2 separate regions of the Homo sapiens genome follow, and region 1 is linked to region 2. Evidence: read pairs that join two places in POLR2A ChIA-PET (ENCODE). Cell type or tissue: PC-3. All regions are shown on one strand. Each heading gives the region's core, and the rest is flanking DNA. Links, peaks and the distances in the headings are about the cores only.

What was found. ChIA-PET counts read pairs that join two places held together with the same protein. Peaks named below come from ENCODE experiments on the same cell type or tissue, not always from the same donor. Only the 100,000 strongest peaks of a DNase experiment are listed, where the experiment ranks them.
Region 1: POLR2A ChIA-PET joins it to region 2 with 9 read pairs; 1 of 35 experiments calls an interaction of 5 or more read pairs at or near these places.

What each region holds. Positions count from the first base shown.
Region 1 is chr14:101,404,701-101,412,372 of GRCh38, reverse strand. It overlaps LINC00524 (long intergenic non-protein coding RNA 524), which reads left to right and starts at 4,451. Exons shown (of 2, transcript NR_126006.1): 1 at 4,451-4,630; 2 at 6,149-6,386. RefSeq lists enhancers at 2,664-3,385, 3,386-4,109, 4,110-4,831. In PC-3, for the core only: no CTCF peak of the experiment used is centred there; a DNase peak (open chromatin) is centred at 3,722; H3K27ac peaks cover 1,092 bases.
Region 2 is chr14:102,019,452-102,021,951 of GRCh38, reverse strand. It overlaps DYNC1H1 (dynein cytoplasmic 1 heavy chain 1), which reads right to left. Exons shown (of 78, transcript NM_001376.5): 42 at 1,896-2,059. Among named protein-coding and RNA genes, the nearest start is that of DYNC1H1, 56 kb to the right of the region's middle. In PC-3, for the core only: no CTCF peak of the experiment used is centred there; a DNase peak (open chromatin) is centred at 1,241; H3K27ac peaks cover 1,906 bases.

The sequences.
Region 1 (7,672 bases), core at 2,695-5,194, 610 kb after region 2:
TGTGCATTGAGGGGAACCGCAAATCCCTAATAAGCCACAGCCTAGCATGGAGTTCCCAATTACCTGCCCACTAAAGAATGACCTTGTGCTTCTGTTGTAGAGCGTTCTCTTTTGGGGCCCCTGAAAGTCATGGGGCTGTTCATTCCATAGAGAAATAATTAGCCAATGCAATATGTCATTTTACATATCCATAACAAAGTGATTCTTGCAGCTTTTCATTTAGTGAGTTTATGAGAGGCTGATGTTAGTGAACTGAGAAGTAAAATATATTTATATGTGAAATACGACTTCTCCAATTCTTTGGCGGGGGAGCTGAACAAACCCCTGAGTGCACCCCAAGCACAGTGCAGCTGGAGAGCAGACGTTGCGCCCAGTTTGTTTGGATCTGGCTGATTCCAGCTCCATCAAGGTCATGTGCTGGTTGGGGGAAGTGGTGAATATTACAGTCCTGGCATCTGCAAAAACGGTTTTGATGAAGTCCTAGGATGAGCCTCGAAGGACATCGGTATAGCACGTGGCAGCTGATATGGCGAAGCTGCTGGGAAGGCCACCCGTCTTGGGCCTGAGCCTGCAGAGACTCCAACCAGCTCCTGCTTGGAGAGTGCAGAGACTGGCCCCGAAAATGCCCATCTGCGTGAAAAGTCTGGCTGTTTCTCACTGACCATGATGACTAGCCTGCTGTGGGGGCTGGGCATTACTAGGTTAAACTGTGGCTGTTAAGCCTCGTGAGTGCTGATGAACACGCTGTTCTTCAAAGCGAGTGGTGGTAACATGTGGCAGGCAGGGGGACCCATGCCAAGAGCTGTGGTGCGTGGGCATTCACGCTGAGGCCCATGGTCTTCCTTTGCACCCTTGCTTGGTGGGAGGTTTAAGAAAGACTTACTGTGTTTGTTTTCTCGGTGACTCTTGGGGCTGGGGGCAAGAGGAGCAGGGTTTGAGCCTGCACTGGTTTGTCGAACGCCCCCGTCCAACACCCCATGGCAGAACCCCCATCAGGCTCGTATTGAATCCCAGACCCTCTCTCTGGTCCCTGCCCACGGTGAGCAGAAGGAGGGCAGCCTACTTCCCAAGTCAAACACTCCCCAGGACTGGGTTTCAGCACCTTGATAGAACAGGGCTTCCCATCCTTGGCTTTTGGTGACATCTTGGGGCGTCTTCGGTCAAGTCAAAGGAGCTTTCAAAATGAATTTTGACTTGCTTGTGAACATTCCTGAACTTTGAAAGAAGGATGCGTGTCCTAAAATCCAATGACTGTGTCAGGTGGGTGTGGAGATGAGTGAGGCATTTGTGGAGTGGTGCTTTGCTTACAGTTTCACTGGGCGCCACGTGAAATCGTGGGGTCAGCAGGAGCTTGGGTCAATCTTGGGTTTGACCCCTGGTTCTCTCACTGCTGGTAACTCTGGCAAGTTCTTTACATCTCTGCCCTTCAGTTTTTGAATCTATAGAGTAGGTGTCATAATACATTCCTGGAGAGTTGAGAGGGTTAAAATGTGATGCACACAGAAGGTTCCAGCACACAGTAGGTGCTTCAGAAATGGTACCTTTTTCCACTGTTATTATTAGCAAAATATCAACCTCCCTCAATGCTTGTCCTTATTCAGTCTAAAACATCCTGCACAGATTCTGAAAATACTCTCTGGTATAGGCAGATAATTGGAGAAGAATGGGGCCCCCTGAACAAAGAGGAAACAGACCCACAGAAATAAATTCCCACAACTTGTCTGCATGAACAATAGAGAAGTCTTTCAAGATCTTCCCAGTTCCCTTCAACTTTATAAGGAGGATGCTTGTCCCCCAGGGAGCCGGTGGCCCTTTTGAGAAGAAAGCCACAGACAGAAACTTAAGTGGATTTAAATGTAAGCAGGACCAGAAAGAAAACAGAATTTCCTCTTCAAGGCTTAGGAAAACAATTAGAGATAAACGAGGCCAGAAAGCAAAGCTAATAACAAGATGAAGACTTTCAGCCACTTCATGAATGCTATTGAAAGGGGAAGCAAGAGAAACCCCACCCGAGTCACCCTGACCTTGCCGTAGACTTTCTGGTTTCTTGTAACTCCTACCCTTGCCTCCTGGGGGCTTTTCAACTTAGCTGCTCCATGGAAATGTTTGTTCTGCTGCTGAGCAGAAGATGCTACCTCTGGAGGCCACAGTGGGCTGGGGACAGACCCTTTCATCTCTCTGCGACTCTCCTGCTATGGCTCAGGCTGGGGCTCCTCCGGGACTTTCACTAACAGGACTTGGAAGTGGGAAATTTGCTCCTCTTTAAGAAGAAAGGGTGCATGATGTTTGTCCTCAGTAGCAGAGATATCACTTTTCTTCTTCTTTTTTTTGAGACAGGGGCTTGCTCTGTCACTCAGGCTGGAGTGCAGTGGTATGATTTCGGCTCACTGCAGTCTCAACCTCCCAGGCTCAAGCGATCCTTCCACCCCAGCCCCCAGAGTAGCTGGGACTACAGGCGCACCCCACCACACCCGGCTAACCTTTTTATCTTTTGTAGAGATGAGGTCTTGCTACATTGCCCAGGCTGAGATCAGTTTTGACTCCTGATGGGACACAGGAGAAGAAACATTCTGGTGCCTGCCATAACAGATTGATGTCTACCTAAGCATCATGGTTTCTGTCTCCTGGAGCTCGTAGGGAAAGAAGAGGGATGGCTGAGAGCAGGTGGCTTTCTCTCAGGGGAGGGCCTCTGCTCTGGGTGGCTGTTCTCGGCTGGGTTTAGACCCTCTTCCTCTGGGCTTGCGTTGTCCTTGACTAGGCTTTCCTGACTATGGCATGGGCAAGTGCAGGCCACACCGTGTCATTTTTGGTTTAAGTCATCTGAGTGTGAGCACCCTTGAAGATAGGGCCACGTTTCAAGTTTGAGGCACAGATCCTGGCTCCGCGTTGATGCTTGATTACATTTCCTGACTGGACCATGGAGGAATCTGGCCTCTCATTCCTGGGGATGGGAAAGTGCCCTTCGGATCTTCCGAGGAGTCTGAGAAGCAAAGGCAAAAGCTGGTTTCTCACCATATTCTTTTCTTGCCGTGTCAGCGTTTGCAGCTGTGGCTTTTATGGCCACGCCAGGAGGGGCCTCGTGAGGCTGGCAGAGGCCCTGGTGCCGTGGCCAGCCCCATGCTGTTAAGCAAAGCATGGCCTGTCCACGCTTTGGTGCCTGCACACCGTCCGTCCCGTGGATCTCGGCTCGTGGTGTACCGAGCTGACCCTGTCTTCGGATTCCATTGCCACTTGACTGTGGAGGTGGTGACTCTGACAGTTCTTCAGCTCAATGACCATTTGTTGTGCAAAAGTGACCCCCGGGATCCTCCACTCATCCTGAGGATGACAAAGCATGTTTTAAATAACCACTGCCAAATCAACTCAACACAATAGGGCAACCAAGACACAGCAAACAAGTCATAAAACAATTTAGCAAGGAGGCCAGCAGGAAAATTAATGTCAGTGGCTGTCTGTTCTGAACGTCTCGCACCGCTCCATGCTTCAGAGAAGGGAGAAAGCAGAACATCACAGTTCGCCAATCCAAGGCAGCCTGGTAGGACCTGCCATTCCGTGACCCCTAACCAATGGATATATTCATTACACCGAAGACTGGAAGGAACCACAAAATGGGATACATATTTAAGGAACTATGCACACAACTGGGTTTATTTTTCTTATCTGATTTTTTTTGTTTCTGGTGCAACATGAGTACTGTTGAATACTTGGCAGCTGGCTTTCCATACTTGAGTTGTTTGTCATTTCTGGGGCTGCTGATGCTGTTATGATTTCCCTTTCGGGAGGAATTTACAGGCACATGTTGACCCAGCTGAATGGGAACAGGGAGCAACAGGGAGTTTATGAACAGGGACCATCACCTCCTGGAGAGCGCGCATTCTTTTTCTGGAGGACGCACCAGCACAAGCTGCTCGCCATGCTGTCAGGCCGGCCATCGAATGCGCTGCTGCTCCAGCCTCCAACACGCAGATCCTCTCCCCTCCTGGCCTTGAAATAAACCTGCCTTTCTTTTCAATAATATCTGGGAGTTGTAGTCGGAGCGCTGTGCTTTATTGTTGGAATACCAGGGACGTTGGCTTTCGGTAGCAACAGTTGCTAGGCAAGGTGCGATTGCCTTGAGAACCCAGCAGAGAGAGGACGGAGGTGAACGGCAAAAGGGTCAGGTGGGAGACAGGCAGATGAGGCTGGCGCAGGGGCTGGGGTGAAGTGTGTGAGGGAGCCCCTGGCCGCTGCTCACCTGCCCTGCCACTGTGTTCTCCTCTCAGCAGCCTGTCTTTCCAACATCCACTCCTGCCTCCTCTCTCCCAAGACCCAGTCCATCTCATTCCCACACAGCCACTCATGGACTCATTTGCTACCTTTTTCAGATGTCTCCAACCTGCCATGGGCTGGGGGTACAGAGAGAAATTGGTGATGGGGTCTGCCTCCCGTGGGAGAGGCAGATACCACAGTCGCAAACCCACTGTGTGCCTGGCGCCCTTGCGGTCATCCCAGATTTTTGCCCACATCCCTCTGTTCCACCCAGAGGCCACCTGCATGCAGGCATGGTGGATGGTTGCTGTGTGCAGTGATGGCCTCCTGGGACCTCTTGCTGGCCACGGAGTTAACCAGGAGGGACCATCAACCTCGGAAGGTTAGGAGCTGTTGGGACAGTTCCGAGCTACATTCCAGGCAGTCTCAGGGATGAGTTCCTGTGTCCCACAGTTGAATGTGCTCCAGGATGAGTCTGTGATTGTCCTTCTTGCCCTCCCTGTCTTGTTCTCCCACATCCTTATGGGCTTCCCGGGCCATCCCCTAAGTATGCGACTTGCAGGTTTGCTTTTGCACAAACCGAGGCAGCAAGTATGCCAGGAAGCTGCCGTGAGCGTGGGGGCAGGCAGCCTGCCTTGCCTGGAGAAGGCGGCTGGCAGAGCCTCTGCAGAGGGTGTGTTTGGTTTGTTTCTAGAAGGGTAATCTCTCCAGGGTGAGAAGGGTGTCCTCCAGGCAGGAAAGAGTGTGGTTTTCAGGAAAACAAGGGTAGGTACATAGGGCAGGGCTCCGTTGGGGCAACACTGGAGAGGCTGGCCAGGGCAGTCAGTGAGGGGCCTGGGCTCCTACATGGAGCCTTTGGAACTCTTTTTTGCTGAAGGTGGGGATCCTTGTGGGTTTACCAGTAAGAGAGGCCCAAGCAGATTGGAGTTTGGGCAAGATTCCCGAGGCAGCAGGCGTGGGGTGCCGGGAAGGCAGGCTGGAGGCCTGGGAGGAGGAGCCGAGCCAGGGGAGGGCAGGTGAGCAAGGAAAGGGACCAGGGAGGAGCGAGAGTGCCAGCAGCTCTTAGAGACCAGGGCACAGGTGGCAGCCACCCAGGTGTCCATGGAGTAATGGACAAACAACCAGAGGATTCTACTTTAAACTGGAAGGAAACCCTGACACGCGCTACAGTACCAGTGAACCTTGAGGCCATTGTGCTGAATGAAATCACCTCTACCCAAAAGGGCTCATTCTGCAGGACTCCACTCTAGACACCCTGAGCAGTCAAATTCATAGACAGAAAGCAGGATGGTGGTGGCCAGGAGCTGGGGGAGGGGAGAAGGGGGGGTTTCTATTGAATGGGGGCTCTGGAGATGGGTGGTGGGGATGGTTGCACAATGGTGTGAATGTACTTGATGCCACTGGAGTATACATGAAAACATGGTTAAAATGGTAAATGTCATGTTTTATAGATGATACCTAAATAGTAATAATTCTAAAAATACTTAGTGGCTGAGTGTGGGGGGGTTAGGGAGAAAGAGAGGAAAGGAGAAGGCAGCACCCCCTCGGAGAAGTCAGACACACAGGCCCAGAGCCCAGCACCCAAGCCCGAGTCCTGGCTTCCTGATCTCTAGCAAACCCCTCAGCTTCCCAGGGCCTCTGTGTTCTCACCTGTGAAAGGGACCATCAGCAGGCCCTACCTCGCTGAGCCGCTCTGAGGAGTAAATGACGTGTTACTGTGGAGAAGCTAGGATGGCATATGGTGGCTAGTAGGATGATTGCTTTGGTGCTCTCTTGTATTGATACATAATATTTTACAGGGTAAAATTTTAAGGGGTACATGTGGGGTTCCATGCACAGAAAGTGTCATGATCAAATCGGGGTGTTTGGGGTGTCCGTGGCCAACTCCTTTCTCCAGCAGGCCCAGCTCCATGATGATGCCTCTCTCCAGAGACCTCCTGACCTCCTGACCTGCACAGCCCGGGAGACCACAGCCCACAGCCGCTGCCCCAGGTGTCCACAAGCATCTCAGCCCCTCCACAGCCCACGCATCTCCTCTTTCATTGGCTCATGGGGAGTGAAGGACAATGTCTGAATTAAATGCCGTGCTTTAAACTGAAAGGGAAACTTAGCAAATAAATGAGAGTAACAACACTAGATCATTGGCCAGTGTGGTTGCAATTCTTCCTTTCCCTCCAGATTTCTGTTTAACCTTTAAATCTCATTTCGGCATGCCTCTTGGTCCTCCTTGGATTGATATTAAGTTGTACACAGGCTACTTCTTGTAAGACGATGAGAACTCTTGCCGATATTTTACAACGTCTTACTCTGAACTTTCCCCTATTCTTTCTGCCTAGATGCATTATTTTCAGGAAATCTATGTTGTAAGACAGAGGTAGGCAAACCAGGGTTGCGGGCCAAGTCCTTCCCACAGCCTGTTTTTGTAAATAAAGTTTTATTGGAATGCAGCCAAGCTTGTTCATTTACACATCATCTATGGCTGCTTCTGTCCTGCCATAGCACTGTTGAGTAGTTGCGACAGAGACCACGTGACCTGCAAAGCCCAAAATATTTACTATCTGACCCATTACAGAAAACGTTGCCAATATCCTGTCGTAAGATATGCTGAAATGTTTAATTCTTTGAGGACTGGGGCACAAAATTATGTATTTTTTTAATCCACCATGCTAAAAGAAGGAAAATTCATTTACTGTAATATGTCCTGTAACGGTCGTGAAGTAATCTCATGAAACTGTGTCCCAGGGCGAATACTAGTATTTTAATGAGTACCTATCAGCAGATTAATGAAATCTGGGAGAGGATGTGAAAAGAAGACAGTGACACATTCCATCACGTTTCTCTGGATCTCACATCTGGGATACAGGCCAGCATGTGAGGTAATCAGATTGAAAGACATCTGGCAATTTTATCTGCATCCTTAAAAGTTTATATGCATACATTTTGGGGGAGGGATCTTTCTGTTTGGGAATTCTTCCTAAATTCAGACATCTTGGTATCAACAATTGTATATATTTTTGCATGTTCCAGTCTAATTCTATGCAAAATGACAGCAGGAATCTGGGACATCATGATGGACAAAAGGACTCGGATCTGGGCAGAGTCCCCATGTGCACGCCGCTTCTATCGGGCACTCCAGGGTCCGAGAGGATTCCCCTAGAGCTGCACGACTCCCTGGTGTTATCTGTTCAAAGTTCACCCACCATTTCTGATCAATTAGACCAGGGTTTCTCAACAGGGACCCTACTGACATTGGGGGCCAGATCATTCTTTGTGGTGGGACTGCCCTGTGGCTCAAACGCTGCCTCTTCCCACCACCTCCCCACTATTCTGATAACCTCCACCATCTCCACACATTGTGAGATGTCCCCTAGAGGGCAAAATCACCCCCAGGTTGGAACCTCAGAGTTAGTTCAGGTGAGGTAGG
Region 2 (2,500 bases), core at 1-2,500:
GCTGGTCTCAAGCTGTAATCCCAGCACTCTGGGAGGGCAGAGGCAGGCGGATCACTTTAAGTCAGGAGTTCAAGACTAGCCTGGCCAATGTGGTGAAACCCTGTCTCTACTAAAAATATAAAAATCAGCCAGGCGTGGTGGCACATGTCTGTAATCCCAGCTACTCTGGGGGCTGGGGCACAAGAATTGCTTTGAACCCAGGAGACGGAGATTGCAGTGAGCTGAGATCATGCCATTGCACTCTAGCCTGGGTGACAAAGCGAGACTCTTGTCTCAAAAAAAAAAAAAAAAAAAAGAAAAAGAAAAAAGAAATGGGAACTGTGATGTGTGTAGTTTTAGAGGTGTAAGACTTACTACAAGGCAAGCAGGCGAGACTGTGACTGCGCTGCTGTGTGAGGACCTTTTGAGAAGCTGACTGTAAGATCTCCTATGCAGGCTACCAGGTGAGGGTCTAGTGAAGGCAGGTATATACTTACTGAAGCCAATCTGAATTTGTAAGCACAACTGCTGTTGCGACATTTGAATTTAAACAAAATTCTCTGTGGTACTAGAAATCTGTGAAAACTATATTGTGGGAGACAGGGTCTTGCTCTGTCACTCAGGCTGGAATGCAGTGGCACGATCATGGCTCACTGTAGCTGCAGCCTCCCAGGCTCAATCGATCTTCCTGTCTCAGCCTCCCAAGTAGCTGGGACTACAGGTACACGTCACCACACCTGGCTAATTTTTTATTTTTTGTAGAGATGGGGGTCTCACTATGTTGGTCAGGCTGGCCTTGAACTCCTGGGCTCAATGATCCTCCTGCCTCGACCTTCCAAAGTGCTGGGATTATAGATGTGAACCACTATGCCCAGCCAATTTTTTTTTAATTGAAAAGGGGAGAGTGAAGGTAGCTGACATAGCAACAATAACAAAAGACTGTTTAAAAAGCAGCAGAACTCCAATAAGAAATAAAAACAGGGCTGCCACAGCCAACATACTCTGCACTCTGCCTTGCCTGCTCATCTCTTACAGTGGCTGTCAGTAATGTACCCGGTGTTGCCCAAGAATGCCAAGGACTCGGGTTGGAAACCCAGTGATTACAACTAGGCAGTATTCTGAGACTCCTTGTACAGTAATGACAGGAAAAACTGCAGGATGACACCTGGTCCAGAGGCACAGCTGCCAAACACTTAAGCATTTCTTAGTCTGGAGGGAACCATCTGCCAAGTCATCTTACTGCAATTCAAACCACAAAACCTTCCACAGTTGATGCCGATCAGTCATCCGTTAGCAATTTTTTCCCTTAAGTATTGGTCACTTAACTAGAAAAACTCAAAACTTACAAGACAAGAATTGATCCAAGTGGGCAACAGGTAAAAGAGAAAACCAGTGCCCCAGAGCTGCAGCTGCAAAGCCTTTGATGAGAACACAGACTGAGAAACAGGAAGAGGGGTGGTGGTTACGGAACACGCACACTGGGCAGTTGTTGGGAGACCTTTTAACTCAGCAGTGAACCCGTGCTCTGGTAAGGTTATCACAGGCAGCTGCTACCTTTTGTGGTCCCACCTGACAGTTTAAAAGGTTTATTAAAGTGCCCCGTTTTTTGACTTCTATGATGTATCTTTAAAAAAAAAAGTACCCTGTTCACAGCCACAAGGTTTATGAAAGTGCCTTGTGTAAGCAGACAGTGGTGGGCCAGCCGGTGCATTCAGCGCACTGTGACTTTGTTACCCTGGGGCAACTGTGACCAGTGTCCAGACGGGAGGCTGCCCTGGCTGACTCTGCTCCTTCCACCACTGGCACCACCTGGCTCTAACTTAGGCAGACCACCCCTGCAAAGACCCCAGCTTCGACAGCTGTAAGAACTCAGAGCAGGGGAGAATGGGACCAACTGGATCCTCGGCTTCCCTTACCTATCTTGGAAGAGACGCAGAGCTTCATGTGCCCAAATCCGAATGAGGCCTTCAACAGGCAGGGTCTCCAGAGGTCTCAGCGCTTCAAAGATGCCTCTCACCCACCTAGTCATTTCACGGGGTGAATAGATATAGTGAGGTTGTGTATCCTGGGTGAATCTCTCCTATGGCAATGAGAAAAATGGAAGGTACACGTAAATATCTTAAGACACAGAGAAGTGGTCAAAAGGTAAAATGTGGCAAAACATGTTTACATTAAAGAACCTAGACCCTGAAATATTTAAGAAGATAGCTGGACATGGTGGTGGGTGCCTGTAGTCCCAGCTACTAGGGAGGCTGAGGCAGAAGAATCGCTTGAACCCAGGAGGCGGAGGTTGCAGTGAGCCGAGACTGCGCCACTGCATTCCAGCCTTGGCGACAGAGTGAGACTCCGTCTCCAAATGAGTAAACAATGTTGGAACAATTGGATAAATAACTGTCCAGAACAAAGTTAGATTCAAGCTGCTCACTTTATGCTGAAATACATTATATTTAACGATTTAAATATTTAAACAATGAAACTACAAAAAATCCTTCTGAAAATACTTAAAAGCAAATTAAATACT